2 separate regions of the Mus musculus genome follow, and region 2 is linked to region 1. The links are chromatin loops, found by intact Hi-C in ENCODE. Cell type or tissue: left cerebral cortex. All regions are shown on one strand.

Evidence for each region. A loop is a pair of places that touch in the nucleus more often than their neighbours do. Peaks named below come from ENCODE experiments on the same cell type or tissue, not always from the same donor. Only the 100,000 strongest peaks of a DNase experiment are listed, where the experiment ranks them.
Region 2: a loop joins it to region 1, with 1.9 times the contacts of the local background. A loop is called at or near these places in 2 of 42 quality-filtered maps.

The regions. Positions count from the first base shown.
Region 1 is chr3:82,544,970-82,552,969 of GRCm38, forward strand. It overlaps Npy2r (neuropeptide Y receptor Y2), which reads right to left and starts at 3,116. Exons shown (of 2, transcript NM_008731.3): 1 at 2,868-3,116. In left cerebral cortex, a CTCF peak has its summit at 4,011; DNase peaks (open chromatin) are centred at 3,038, 3,512 and 3,960; H3K4me3 peaks cover 1,183 bases.
Region 2 is chr3:82,721,351-82,729,350 of GRCm38, forward strand. No RefSeq gene overlaps it. Among named protein-coding and RNA genes, the nearest start is that of Gm29999, 60 kb to the left of the region's middle. In left cerebral cortex, a CTCF peak has its summit at 4,405 (motif pointing left); a DNase peak (open chromatin) is centred at 4,402.

The sequences.
Region 1 (8,000 bases):
GTACACATCACATATGCCCTACACATACATACATACATACACCACACCTGCACACATACGCACATACACCACACCCATACTAGCACACACTTATACATATGAACATGCATGCACACGTGTACACATAAAGCTACACACATACACACACACACTATACATGTATAAATAAGTTTAAAGAGAAAGCTGCGTGGAGAGAAAGCAAAAGGAAGGAAAAACCAAGGCTTCTCCTTCCTCTCTCTGTACCCTGGGTAGCCTCGGCAGCTCCTCTGTGGCCTTGATTACCACAGGGTAGACCCCTTGTGATGGTTTCCGGTGGATGGAGGTGTTTTGCGGGCCTAGGTTACACTGCCTAACTTTTCTATCTCCCTTAGGTTTAAGGTAGTAACAAGGTGTTATTCTTGTAATCTCAAATTGGCCTAACTTTCAGTCTTCATCCCCCCACCTCTTATATAACCATCTCTGTTCGTGGACTCCTTCGCATCTACAGCCCTGAATGGAATTTTTTGATTCATGATATGCTCAAAACACATCTTAATTTGCTTTCTCACTAAAGTAAACCTCAGCTCCTTACTATGGCACTCAAGGCTTGCCGACATCCCTGCAGACACTCTGTCCTGATTCTCCTTGACATCTCAATACACATCTGCTGCTCTGTCATACTGAATGGCTACCAAGTTGAGAACACCCCAGGCTTCCCCATGTGGTGAACTGAGGACTCTGCCGTTCTTCCGGTCATTCAGAAGGTTCATTCTCCCTTTAATCACTGCCCACAGTGTGACTGTTCCAGTTTACCAACCTAGGACAGCCATCTCTAAAGACCTTTTGTTTAATCTCACAGTGCACCCTCTGGTACAGTAAAGCTACTCAATTATTGGACAAAACCAATACAAAGCTAAAGGAGAATACAATTTTATTAATAACTACTGCCACCTTTTTAATACAAAGTATAATTTCAATTCCCTTCTTGAATAAATGTAAAAACACAAAGGATTCCTTGCCTTGCTATAGCAGCCTCAGGTTTGTTTGCTTGTTCTTAGTCTGGTACTTGCTACTTGCTTCTTCAAGAAGGTTGCCCTAAGACCCTATTAAATCAGTTCCTGATTACAACCTCTGAAATCGCCTGTCAGTATGCTCCACATAGAATTCTTTTTCTCAAATGCTCATATCTCCCCTGCCCCTGCGCTACACACACACACACACACACACACACACACACACACACACACACACTCACACACACACTTCTAGGGGCCTGGGAACTTTCTGTGTGTTTTCCTTTGTTGCTATACTGGTCCATTCTATACAAGTCAACATAGATTTCAAACAGAACGTTCCAGGGATACCAGCCCCACTGCCCATTATGAAAACATGGCATTTGAACCCTGGCCCCTTTGATTGGCTGTCCCATTTTCCCTAAGCTAAGAGACTGACTTCATGGAGCAGTTACTCAGACCATCCACGGCAACCAGAGTTGAGCAGACTTGCAAAAGTTGCACCCACGAGCTGAGTGTAAGCACAGATTTAAGGGCACTGGGAAGAGAAGCGCATTTGATTTATTGACTACTTCCTTTTTTTTCTTTTCAATCACATTTTCTTCCCTCTGAAATCCTTTCGCTGGAGTCTTACAGCTCCTCTGCAGGAATGGCTATCGATCTGCAAGCTATTACCCTGTGAACACTCTGAGCTGCATGCAGGCACAGTACTAGCCCTGGGCTGGGCAAAGCACTACCCAGGACACAGAATGTATCATTCACAACAGCACTTCTGGAAAAGTAGGAGAGTGAAAGAGAACGTGAGGGTAGACACTGCCACGCGTGACACTCCTGAGGCCCCCAGTCAAACCAGAAAGAGGCAAGGGGGAGAGCCTTTCCTTGAAACAAGGCAAAATGAGACATTCAGGTTATTCAAGAAATTCAAAACTCTGAATAGCGCTGTTCTCTTGAACAGGTGCCCCTTGACTGAGTTTATTACAGAAGCAGTCAGTGTAGAAAGGGAAATGATGCTTTTTTCCTTCTGACGCTCTAGGTGCTTTCTTTAATAAGCCAGAAACCTTCTCCTGCTTTAACTACATGCTGAAATCACTGGAATTGCAAGTTATTTCTGAGATAGAGTCACTCCAGGTGGGCAAAGTGTGACATCCCTGTCTAGCCCTCCTTCCAGTATTGTTTTCCCAGGGAAAACCCCCAAGTTCCATGCTACAAACTATAGTTGCCTGCACCTGTTGGATCTCCTGTGAGGGGAGATGCGGTCTTTAACACTGCAACATACAGGGCATTATTGTTTGCCTAAGTAGAGATGGATGGATCATCTGAAAAGTCAGCGAATGCTTCTCTTTCCTGTATTTGTGCTTCCTGTCTTTGACAGTAGTGTAGTCTCTTAAATGACACTGGGATTTTAATGACTAGTCTCTACTAAGAATGACATTTAAATATTACTGCCCCACCACCACCACCACCATGCCACACAACCACAGACTTCTACTAGTAGGTGACCCCATCTTGGGGAAATGAATGGAAGCCTAAATAAATCTCTATTTTTGAACAGCCTTAGAAAACCCTACATGATCTTGCACTTCAGAAAGTGCTTGAGTTTTAAAGAGGGGGCAAAGTCATATCTTACTGTCTCATACTGTAGCGCTCAATCAAGGAACAGTCTATAACCTTCAGCAGAAAAGAAAAAGTCCAGCAAAAGAAGAAAAGCGAAGTGGTACTAGCCCACCTAGTTCCAGTGTTCCACTTAATGCCTGGAGGGGTGGGCGGCTCCCCTTCGGAACACATCCCCATGCCCTCTTACCCCTGACAGGACCCGGGGCTCCTCTAGGGCTGTTCATGATCTCAGAAGGAGAACTGGAGTTTGAACTTACTTACTGTATTGACTCTTGCGCGTTCCTTCTCAGATGAGGAATCCAGGAATTTCAAGCAAGGGATTATCTAAACAGCCAGTCTGGAGACAGTCCTGGGAGGCACCCAAAGCAGGTCCGATTTGGTGTGAGCCAGCAAGTGAGATCAGAAGCAGGAGCGGCAAAGCGGAACAGCTGCAATGCTGTGCCTGCTCGGCTTCTCGGTGGACCTCTAAAGCCACTCGATCAGGGACCCCGCACTGCACAGCTCAGAGCCCCGGGTAGGAGTGGGTGGGGAGGGAGGAGGATCGGAGATAGAAGTGGAGAGAAACGCCGCCCTGGAAGGAAAGGACACAGGTAGGGGAACTGCGGAGCGAGGGAGTGAGGCAGATAAGTTCCCCGTAGTCAGAGACTGGAGATTAGTGTCCTCCAACCTTAGTTGCACGCTATGCAGCGTAGCGCCTCATCGTTCCTCGCCACCACTCCCTGCAGCTGCTATTCACTCCACTTAGGAGTTCACCTAATCTGCAGAGAAAAGTGCAGGGCAGTGGCGAACCCCGATGCAGGGAGGGAGCTGTGGTCCCTGGCTATGTGAACAGCGACAGACACCTCAGGCTTGCGGGTGTGGGCTGGAGAGAGGTTCCACACTTGGGGTGGAGGGGCAGAATCCCACTCTGGGCTAGGAGTTTCCTTGTGTAAAAACCAAGGAGGAGAACGAACTCCTCGCAGAAGCTGGATCCCAAGGACAAACAGCCAGCGCGCCCTGCCACACAGCGCAGGCACAGGAACTGTGGTTAACACGAGTCCAGTGCCTGGGGGACGGGAGCAGCAAAGCCCTTAACAGGTGTCCCTGGAACCCTGCGCCTTCAGATCACAAGCCCAGGTGTCCCAGCGGAACACTGGCAAAACTGTCCCTCGGGAAGAACGTAGAGAACAGCAGTGGGTCGTAAAACAGTCTTTCTTTGTCCAATTAGTTGACTTCAAAATTCTTCGCCTTTAGTTCTTGCACCATTCGAGATTTCGAGAGAGCAGGGAGACCATGCCTCGGGAAATGTTCCTCAGGAGTGAAGCCCGAAGGCTGAAAGAGGACATGCAGGACTTTCAGTCACGCTAGAGGGCTGTTTCAACCTTACCCTGCAAACTCTTCATTCACCAGCAGTCTTTCCAGAGGTTTGCTACAAGTCTCTTTTCCTTCAGATTTTAAAGGGGGCAGTAGAGACTTGAAAGCCAGGAAGCCAGGCTTGTCTTAACCACCGTGTCTCTCAGAGCTGCACAAGTCACCTCGCTGCATTGGATCACTCTTCTTGTTGTTTTCTTTTCTTTCTTTCTTTTTTAATTTATAAAATAAGGATGGCCACATTAGTTCTCAGAATGTCTCTGAAGGATACAAAACAATGATTCGATTTAGATTAGGTGTCTCGAAAAAAAAAAGTTATACTTAACCTATTTTTAAAAGACAAGTACTCCCCCACGTAGTAATAATTACTCCTTTATTGGGAAATGGATTTTCAGTCCCGTGGCCACTGAAAGTCACACACCCTAATTATAGGTCATAAGAAGTATAGAATCTGATATCAATCTTCAATTCATGTGACATCATGCTAAAGAAGCTACCTATAAAACAGTGTTTCGTGGGCCTTTCAATTACCAGTACATAAAAGGCAGCAGGCCTGCGAGAAGCCATGATGTTTTACACACTCTGCTTAAAGTCCTTTTTGTAAGCATTTTTTTGGTTTAGGGAAGTATCTCTTGTTCGCACATATGCTTTCAGTTGAACAGATTCCTTTTTTAAAAAAGAGACACTGGGGAATGAGTAACTCCTGTGGCCTCACAAGAGCTGGGAATTGCTCTGCCTCTGAGCTTCAGATTCATACTTTTTTTCTGTTTTTGGTTTTTTTGCTTTGTTTGAGGACTGCATCTTACTAAGTTGCCCAGGCTGACCCAGTGTTCTCTATGTAGCCCAGGCAGGCCTTGAACCTACTTAACCTCCCTAGGAGTCAGTGTTGCAGGCAGCACCATCAGGTTCAGCTCTCTGTGCTTCTTAATATTGGGACGGTGAAGGAAGGACTCTGTGTGTCTAACAAGTTCAACTTTTGAAAACTGACATAGAAGCAAATGACCAAAACAAATCTGATGAGCAGGGTTGCTGAACATAATAGTTTTGGAGGATTTTAACCTATTTTTCAAGCAGTGATTGCACAAAACACTCTTCTCTCATAGCAATGATTAACAAAGGCTTCTAAGCGGCCCTTTCTGAAAACTGAACTCACTTCCTTATAGGCATGCCAGCGTCTTAAATGATTCACATGCTCCATACCCCTCTGATCTGTAACTCCAATAATAACAAAGAACACAGGACTTAAGTCTTTCAATAAAGTACAGATTGGATGAGAAGCTGATCTGGGAGGTGAAAGTCCTTCCACCGTGCAGCACACTATCGACATAGCTATGCCAACTTATGACACTGCACAGTCCGGTTCTAAGGAAAGGCCTTTAAGGCACACATGTTACAAGCTATAGGAACAATGAACAGCTCTGAGGAAGGACCCTCAGCCTGTGAAGCTGCTGAATTAATGATAGTCTAAATGGAAACAGGACAAGATTATCAAACCAGATTCCTCTCTTGATGAGTAGTTCAGTTCTTTGGGCAATTCCATACCTTTCCAGAATAGATGCCAACTCTTCTACAGATAGGGAGAAGATAGAAACCCCCAAATGCCTACATAAGTAGAGCCAGCAGTAGCTGTGTGCTCCCAGGCTAGGTCGAGGAAGAAAGCAGAAAGTGGTAAGAATGTACACAGCCTAAGAAATACATAGCACATAAAGGAACTGAAGAAATACATAGCACACAAAGGAACTGAAGGCAGAGGCCTGTTCTCAGGTTCCAATAAGATGACCTACAAAAACTACATTTAATATGGTTAGATCTCTCTCTCTCTCTCTTTTTTTTTTAAAGAAACAAAACTTGTATTCTTAAAAACTTAGACCAGTGAGACGGCTCAGTAGGTTATGCAGGTATCACCAAACCTAACAACCTGAGTTAGACCCCTGAGGCCCCTCATAGTGGAAGGAGAGAATCTGTCCCTACACATTACCACTTAACTCCATATACCCCCCAAACACACACACACACACACACACACACACACACACACACACACACATGCACACATACACAAACACACATGCACACACACATACACATGCACACATGCACACACCTTCATATGCACACTTATACACATGCTCTGTACACACATACTCTGCACACATAGCTACAGACACCACACATGTAGACACACACACACCCATACATACCCTACACACACTTGTGCAAATGTAATAAAGCATCTTTTGAAATGCAGTGGTGCCAAGTGATGTCTTAAAAGCCAAAATTCGCTGGGCAGTGGTGACACATGTCTTTGATCCAGCACTTGGGAGGCAGAGGCAGGTGGATTTCGGCGTTCAAAGTCAGCCTGGTATACAGAATGAGTTCCAGGACAGCCAGGGCTACACAGAGAAACCCTGTCAAAGAAAAAGTCAAAATTCCAGGTGAGCATATCAAAATAAATGAGGTGGTAAGTAGACAGAAAGGTAGAAGAAAGAAAAAAAGGGCATAAAGTAGAGAGCAGTCCCCTTTATACATGGAGGATCTACTCAGAGACCTCTAGAACATTTCAGAAACCATGACAAAGTTGGCTAAAAGCTTGACACAGAAGGTAAGAACAACAACAACTAATAATGAAATGAACAATTATAACAATAGAATGTAACAAAAGTTTTATAAACACATCTCCATCGCCTATCGTACTGTAGTTAACATTTTCTTGTGGGGATGTGAAGGAACACACATCTCCATTTGGCTTATCTGAATCACATCACTATGGCCCTTTGGGGCCACTGCTATATAATAGAGGTTGCTTATTCACAAGAACTTCAACACTACCACAGTCATTCTCAGAAGGGAGGTGACCACCAAGTGAAACACAGACTGCTAGCATATGTATTCTGGATACACTAGATATAAAAATGCCTCATAACCTGGGTAGGATAGATAGCACAAATATCTCATGATATTCCTCCAAATGGCATGCAGTTTAAACTTACAAACTGTTTTTTCTGGAAAGTTCCATATAGTGGGTAGAAAACTGAAATAGTAGAAAGTAAAACCTTCAATAAAGGGCAGACTAGAGAGCTATTTGCAGTAGAGACCTCCAGGGATCTCCAGTCTTATTGCCTCTTGTGTCATTTAAGTCTGATAAATGTCCTCGAATGCTTAAAATATGTCTCCACAAAAATTTCCTCTACTCCACTGCCTATTCCTCAGAACATACAGATACAAGAGGCAGAGAGCCACAGTTTGACTGCCAGTTGAACTAGCTTTCCACTGCTACGGTACATACAGGAGAAAACCATCCATGAAGTAGGTACATGTGTCTAGCTCACAGGCTTGCACCTTTGCCTTAGGTGGGTCAGCAAGTCATCATGGGTCATGGAGAAGATCAAATCTATTGATCTGACCTTCTTACAGTAAGAGAGATGGAGCAGGAGGAGAAGAAGAAGATAAGGATGACCCAATCACTGGGTCCTCATGGTCTCTTCAGAGGCATGCCCTCATGCCCACAAGACTGGAAATCTACCTGGATCTCAGTTTCTTTCCCCTCCCGAGAGTCCAAGCCACAGGACATACCTTCAATATATGGTCCATTTAGATGACCTTACAGACTTCCAACCCGACACCAATGTATCATTTCCTTCTTATATGTATATGTTTGTCTGATATTCCCAGACAAACTGTGGCAGAGGACCTTTCAGTTAATGGAACAATCTAGATGTTTTAGACATTTTTGGGTAAATTAATTTTAGAACAGTTTGTCATTTACAAAGAAAAGTTCAATAGCCTCATTATAGATGCTCAGTTTATTGTACAAAGTAAATCATGGGGTATTTGCTCCAGTCTAAAATTCATACCAAGAGCAACAGCTTCTCCCACATAGAAATAATTTCATTGTTATTTTAGGTAGGAAAGTAATTTATAACCATGATAAAAAGTCAGCAATGGCAAAGACAGGAACTAAAACTTTCTCTGTTCAGTCGATATTCTTCCAATATGGTAACACTTACCTGTCCTCTTCAATACACACACGGATACTGAGCACTC
Region 2 (8,000 bases), 180 kb after region 1:
TGAGAAAGGACCAAGTTGGTGAGAAAACATTTCCTGAGTTGGGGAGTAATGTTATCAGTAGTCACAGCACCTGTACTCTAAAAGGATAGAATATGAATTATATGAGGGACTTCACGAACCTAAAAGAACAAAGACAGCTGCACTATGAGCCAGCTTGTCAGAAAAATATGAGGGAAAGAGAGAAATTTGGAGAGGGGTGGTGGTGGGTCAAGATCCCTCCCAGCTAAGTTTATTGTTTGTACTTATAAAGGCAGGCTGATTCCTGAGATCAAGGTCAGCCTGGGACAGAGCAAGTTTAGGCCTAGGCTCAGACATTGTGAGAATGGTAATTTCAGAACAGGATCCCACCCAGCTAAACTTATTCTCTGTGCTTCCAAAGGCAGACAGATCTCTGAATTCAGTTGCAATTTTTTTTTAAATAAACTGTACTTGCAGTCTTTTTCTAAGATCTCCAGAGAAAGCTGTCCTGGGTAGAACTCGCACTGTTAGTCTGTACCTATGATTTGACTTCAAGTCATTTCTTTCGCTGCTCTCCAACACCCCTTCCTCAGAATCCCTCTCCAAGCCAAGGCTGGACCTTGGCACCATAATTTAATTCTGGCCCATTAACAGACCATTATCTATAAAGAAAAAGATTCTGCCTGGTCATCCTCACTTTCTGAATGGCTGGTGCTCTGAGGCTCTACTTTCCCTCAATGGGTTACAAACCAAGCAGTGGAAAGTAATATTGTCAGAGCAGAAGTTGCTGGGGCTGATGAGTGGTGGTAGACCAGGCTGTGTTCTGAGAAACCATGCCATTCAGGCTTGTAATTTTCTCATTCAAACCAAACTATACATCAACCAAATCATATAGCTTTGGCCTTCTTGTCACAGAGATAAAAGAGGTGACATATTTTTCATAGACTCTGTCCTCGCCTTTTGTTCTTCAACCTCTGGCACAGGGAACCATGCACAAACAGCGCTGTACAAAGTCTTGTATAATTTTGTGCTTAATTTGTATCTATTGGGCTAGAGAGATGGCTCAGCAGTTAAGAGCACTGACTGCTCTTACGAAGGTCCTGAGTTCAAATCCCAGCAACCACATGGTGGCTCACAACCATCCATAATGAGGTCTGATGCCCTCTTCTGGTGCATCTGAAGACAGCCACAATGTACTTGCATATAATAAATAAATAATTTTTTTAAAATTGCATGTGTCATCACATCCATCCTGACGTTGTAATGCTAAAACCACCATGCAAGGATTGCTAAGGTTCCTATAAAATAAAATGAGGAATATTTTAGCAGCCGATATTCAGAACTTATCGCATGCCATTGTCTTGGGTAGCAAATAGTTTGGGTTATGTCGGAGTTTGCTTCTTTGCTTTTGAGACAGTCTCACTACACAGCACAGGCTACTCTTAGGCTAACATCTTCCTACCATTGCTTCCCCATCACTAGATCACAAATGTATACCACACCATCTGCCTTAGCAGACGACTTCATTTTTAAAGTTTCCTAGGTTTTTCTGGCCGTCACATGGGTCTGAAACACACTGCCTGCACACATGGTAATAAGGCATAAAGGCATGTATAGAGTGTCTGTTGTGCCATGACATTTTCTCCTGAGCCATATTCAGAACATTTTCTCCAGCATAGCGAACCCCTGTAGATCTCATAGATCTGAAGTAGATGAAGTGCATAGGCACATTCATGCCTTCCCTTTTCAGTCTTCCGACTACTTCTTGACTTGAGATTTTATTTTAAGGGTCACACAACTGTCTTCACCATGTTGTAGGAAGGCAAGCAGGCAAAGAAAAGAATACCACACACTCACAAGAAGTACCAAAATGAAACAGAAAGTAGAGCTTCTAAATTATGTACTTCAAATAGCTTGAAAACCTCATTCCATTTATTCTCAGAGTCACTCTTAGAGTACCTTGCATGAGAACTATTCAATATGTTAGAAGGTTGTAGAGTCCCTAGAATTCTAAGAATAGAATGGAGCCAAGAAATGGAACTTTCATAACCCCATGCTGAAACGGGAGTTCTGATAACTGCAGAAGGCACATTCAACAAAGGCCTTTTAAAGCCTAGAGTGAGGTGGCTGAACAGAAAAAGATCTCCAGCAAACAAAAAGATAGCTCAGGATACAGATACCATTGAGAATTGCGGGAGGAGGAACGGTGCCCTCATCAGCAAACTGATTTCCAGGTTCTGGCCTAGTGAAGAGGGTGCAGTTTTGTTCCATTATCCAGAAGACCCTTGGAAAATACCTGATATATGTGGAGGCCCCATGGATGCCTTTTAAGACTAACAAACAGCAGGACACACCAGGAAGCTGTTTCCAGGGAGTCTGCGGTGGCCAGCCCTAAATAACAGAAATAGTCTGCTAGTGAAAACCAGCAGGCTTGAGTTCAGACCTCTCGCCAGAGAGGCTATGTGCTGAGGCCAGCGCTCGGGGCCTCATGCTGGAGATTGCTCACAGCTGAATGGACAGTAAATAACATAATGATTCATTAAAAGCAGGCACAGAAAGAAGATGCTAGATCTTGTAGACACATTAAGAGGGAAATTTTCTTTATTCTCCACCAAAGGAGAATAAAGGGATCAAATCTGAAAAATGGATGGCAGCCCTAATTTGGGAAGTAGGCAAAAAAAAAAAAAAAAAAAAAAAAAAAAAGTCAGCTGACCAGAGGGGTTTTAAAGTGTGACTTTGAAGATGGGACAGTTATGAAATTGCAGTATGCTACATTGGTGAGGGCCTTTTATGTGCTTCTGTTACTCATTTCCTTTAATGTTCAAACACTTATTAAAACAAATCTTGATAAAAATTTCTATGGCCCTTGTCCCAGAAATACTAAGGACACAAAAGGACACAGGTATTCACGAACATAATCATTCTTTCTATTACCATCTCTATTACAAAGGGGCGGGAGAATGAACCCACCCTGGACATAGCACCCGGACCTCACAATGCAAAACACACACACTGAGCTGTACAGGAGAAGGAGGAAAAGGAGAAACAGGGATGGGGAGAACCCCCTATGTTCTCTCTCAGTGGGGTGCCCATCTATAGCTTACACTGGTACAGCCCGTCTCCAGGCTAAGACCACTAACTGCAAAGCTAGCTATTAAGAAGTCTTGTTCCTCTTTCTCCACATCCTCGCCAGCATCTGCTGTCACCTGAATTTTTGATCTTAGCCATTCTCACTGGTGTGAGGTGGAATCTCAGGGTTGTTTTGATTTGCATTTCCCTGATGATTAAGGATGTTGAACATTTTTTTCAGGTGCTTCTCAGCCATTCGGTATTCCTCAGGTGAGAATTCTTTGTTCAGTTCTGAGCCCCATTTTTTAATGGGGTTATTTGATTTTCTGGAGTCCACCTTCTTGAGTTCTTAATATATATTGGATATTAGTCCTCTATCTGATTTACGATAGGTAAAGATCCTTTCCCAATCTGTTGGTGGTTTTTTTGTCTTATTGACGGTGTCTTTTGCCTTACAGAAGCTTTGCAGTTTCATGAGGTCCCATTTGTCAATTCTCGATCTTACAGCACAAGCCATTGCTGTTCTATTCAGGAATTTTTCCCCTGTGCCCATATCTTCAAGGCTTCTCCCCACTTTCTCCTCTAAGAACTTTGTATAATGTATTTTTATCACATTTGTACCCATTCCTCCCCATAACTTTTCCAGGATCCACCATCACCTCCTTAGCACACCCCCTCCCCCTTTGTGGCTTTCATTTTAGAATAACCTATCAACTCCAATGTGTGCTGTCCTCCTACTCCTGGGTGTGGGTTTTGTCAACTGTCCACATCTCCTCAGTTAGTGGATGCTCATGACCACTCCGCACACCTCCACACACACACACACACCATGCTACAACAATGGCTGGTGGGATTTTGCCCAGGCAAGCACAGCTGCTGTGAGTTCATACGTGTAATACTTCTGTCCTGTTCTGTCTAGAAGACAGTTTCACATGGGTCCTCCCTGGATCCTGGCTGCTCTTGATCCTCACATTTTTTAAAGAATACATCAATGAACAAAATAGTCACTTAATGGCAATCACTCAGAGTAACACCAGTAATTACAAAAGAACTATTCCTCAAAAGAAAAGAAATAAGCATTATTTCTTCCCACTATACAATCAAACCCAGGCTCTAAGGCTCACAGCCACTTGCTTCCTTTCATTTAGTATTTCCCAGTGTCCTCTGAACTGGTGGTGGTGGTGCTTGGTGGTGCTGAGTGGGCTGTCCTGAAAGTTACTCTGTAAACCATTCTGGCCTCGAACTCACAAAGATCCACCTGGCTTTGCCTCCAGACTGCTAAGATAAAGGCCTATTCCACCTTCACTAGGCACCGTTTTGCATTCTACCATCTTGATGTCTCTTCCCCACCTAGGTGGCTACTGCACTGCCCTCTGCTGGCAGGTCCGTGCACTGCACATCATAGCTGAACCCAATCCTCAATAACAGTCAAAGCTCCCTAGGTCTGATTCCATCATTGCTCACCTAATCAGAAATGCCACCATCTTGAGGACACCTTAGACATTTCAGATTGCACTGCCCATCACTTGCACCAGTTTACTGTAAAAATGGGCTCTCCTTGATTCCTTGATGTGACTGGTTTTGGTTTTGGTTTTGGTTTTTTGGAATCCCAAAAAGTCGATAATGAGTATGTTCATGGGGAAATGGCTCGGTAGTAAAGAGTACTTTTTGCTGGAACAGAAGACCAAATTTTAATTCCACCCACCCACATGGTCTCGAACAACCATCTGCAACTTCAGTTGCAAACCACCTCATATCGTCTTCTTGTTTTTGTGGGTACCAGGCACAGTTGTGGTACATATACATACATTCAGGCAAAATACTCACAAACATGAGGTAAAATAAAGTACATAATTATTCTTTAAAGAATTGAAAAGTAAATGAGAATGGACTCCAGGAATCAATCGATACCCAAGCGTCATTCTGACTCAAGGGGAAAATCCTGCTGCCTTGAGTCAGATCATCCATGCATTTCAAGGTAGGTAAAACGAAACATCAGGGCTCTCTGATGCTGCCCACTCATGCACCGTGATGCTCCGATGAAAAGTGAGTAAAAGGAGCAGCCCTCCAAATTCCAAGGTTAGACCTTAGGCTCTATCCTTCTGCAGCTAAGAAGAGACACTCAAACAACCAATTCCAACAGCAGTCCAGATGTTACTGTCTTTCCATGGCTGCTGAAGCTATTTCAGTAAAAAAAAAATGTTCTCTATAATAAACTGGACTGTCTTTAAAATATATTAATAAGAAATATAGAGCAGTTGTCCCTCGGGTTGCCTTGCTTCCAAGTTTTATTTGTACAATTCAAAACAATGTCTTCCAGATAGGGCAGGATCACTGCACTCATAGAGCCACAGCAGACATAGCTGCCTACCCAAGACCTGTAGGAGATCAATCCAGTCAACATCCTATCATGGTGGTAGAAGGGGTCCATGAGTTCTTTGCCCTCTCTGGGGAGCTGTGGACAGTTCATGGCTTCTGGGAAGAGAGTCAGCTTGCTTTGATGGTGTGGCCATGCTCTAGGAGATGGCTCTACATCCAGGAGTATGTGTGGGTGGACAGCACAAAGTGGAATTGATACATTATCTGAAAAAAAGGGAGAGAAGAAAATGTTGAGGGGGTTAGGGAGGTGAAGGTGCGTTAGGAGGTGTTTGGGTGGGGAGGGTAGGAGATGAGTATGATCAAAAATGCATTGTACAAAATTCCCAATGAATTCATAAAATATTAGATCTGTAAACGTGTATGTTTTTAATTTCCTGGCAAAGCAGATGTTCTCTTGACATGGTATTTGTTCTCTGTTTTTCTGTCATCAAAGAGAGATGAGCCTGAGTGTACGTAGCCACAGAGAACTTAGCAGCCCTCAAATTAGATATAAACACTGCCAAATGTCTGCCTTGCCAAAGTCTCTGGCCAGGAAAACCGATGGGAAGAGGAAGGTAGAAAGCCACGGCACCTGCAGCCTCTGTGTTGCAGTAACCCTAATAAAAGCGTGAAATTACAAACTTAGGGCTCAGATTCCCTTATTTTGCAAGGGAGTCAAACAGTCTAAGCCAAAGGTCTACTCTGTAGCATCCTTGGTAAGACAGTGCTGCCTCCTCTCCCATCTTGCCTGAACATTCATACTATAGGCTCAAGGGACTCCTAACCAAATTGTGGGACCGTTAGCACTTTAAATAATTTAAACACAGTATCTGTTTATTTTTAGTCTTTAAAATCTCCACTCCTCACTTAGATAATCTTCAGTTTATTTCTCAACAATAATCCTTAATTCTATTTACCCAGCAATTTTTAGGAGGGGGGCTACAGGTTGTTGCATCTTTGGCTCTATTAAGAATCTGCTAGAAGTCACAGCAAAGATTAGGTGTGACCCTCTGCTGATGGGGACAGGGTGAGTCATCGGACCTACCAGCTGCTTCTACTGTCATATCACAAACATTTCTTAACATCCAAATAGCCTCTAATGCTTTTGTGTTGCTCTGAATGAATCATGGCTTATCTTTTTTAACCTAAATTACTATCTTGACATAGCTGTATATGACTGCAAAAGCCATCAAAAAACAAATTAATACCAAGGGTTCTCAAAAAGCAGAAATTCAGGTTTCTCTGGGCTGGTAGCTCAGCACCTCAGAGTAGGGTGGTCAGCTTTGCTGCCTTGCCTGTTCCTCAGAGTAGGGTGGTCGGCTTTGCTGCCTTGCCTGTTCGTGTTTAGCACTGAACGTTCCCCACTCTGATTCACCACTGAGTACTGCCGGCACGCAACACAAAAGAACCAACCTGTGGTCTTAGATACTTAATACAATCTGAGAATACAACCACTTAGTTGTGTTTTATAGGATCTCTGACTCAGTCATGACCATGAAATAACCTAGACTTGATAGACAATTATCTGCCCGTGCTTTACCCCCAACATCAAACCCATGGTGTCCAATATATATAAAAAGTATTGATAGGACTGTTCAAAATAGCTTGTTCTTGTTCAGAAAGGAAATCTCACAAGCTCTTAACTCTGAAATTGCCTTCACTTAGAATCTGTAAGACTGCTGGGTTGTAGATATTGGTTTGGCTTCGGTTCCAGTTACTTTCTTCATGGCTATGAGTAAAGTCCCTGAGAGAAGTGCTCTGAGGAGGGAAAGGCTAATATTGACCCACAGTTTCTGAGGATCCAGCCATCACGGTGGAAAAGGCAAAGGGAGTGGCTTTAGGACAAAGAGAACACTTGGCAGCTGTTCTTACATCCCAGACAAACCAGGCAATCAGCAAGCATGCCTCAACCAGGAAGTCCTATAACATTCAAAGGCCCATCCCTAGTGGCCAGCTTCCCCCAGCGAGGCTCCACGAGCCAAAGGACAAGGACAGTGAACACCTCCAAGGTCAGCACCTGGAGACCAAGAGGCAGAAATTCAAACTTGTAGGGTCATTGCCGATGCAAACCATAACCGTTTTGTTTAATTTTGGCTTGCTTGATTTGGCTTATTGGGTTTTGTGGGCGTTCTTATTGTTGGTTGCTGCTGCTGTTTTAAGACAAAGTCTCATTGTGTAACTCGGGCTTGCCTAGAGCTCATGATCTGTCTGCCTCTCATTTCAAAGTACAAGAGTGACAGATGGATAGATAGATAGATAGATAGATAGATAGATAGATAGAGATAGATAGATAAGATAGATAGATAGATAGATAGATAGATAGATAGATAGATAGATAGACAGACAGACACACACACACACACACACACATCACCACACTTGGCTTTCCCTCCCCCCCCAAAAAGTTATTACTCAGTAAAAGTAAGTTGCTTAGAAGAGATTTTTGTTAAATTATGAAATATTTCAAGCATATAAAAATAATCAGCACCTAATATAAGGAATATTCCTAAAGTATTACATTAATGATGTTAAGATTTAAGGACATTACCTGCGATAGTTATTTCAAGTCTTTTCAAACAATATAAAATACTTAAACCATGGTTACAACAGCCTGG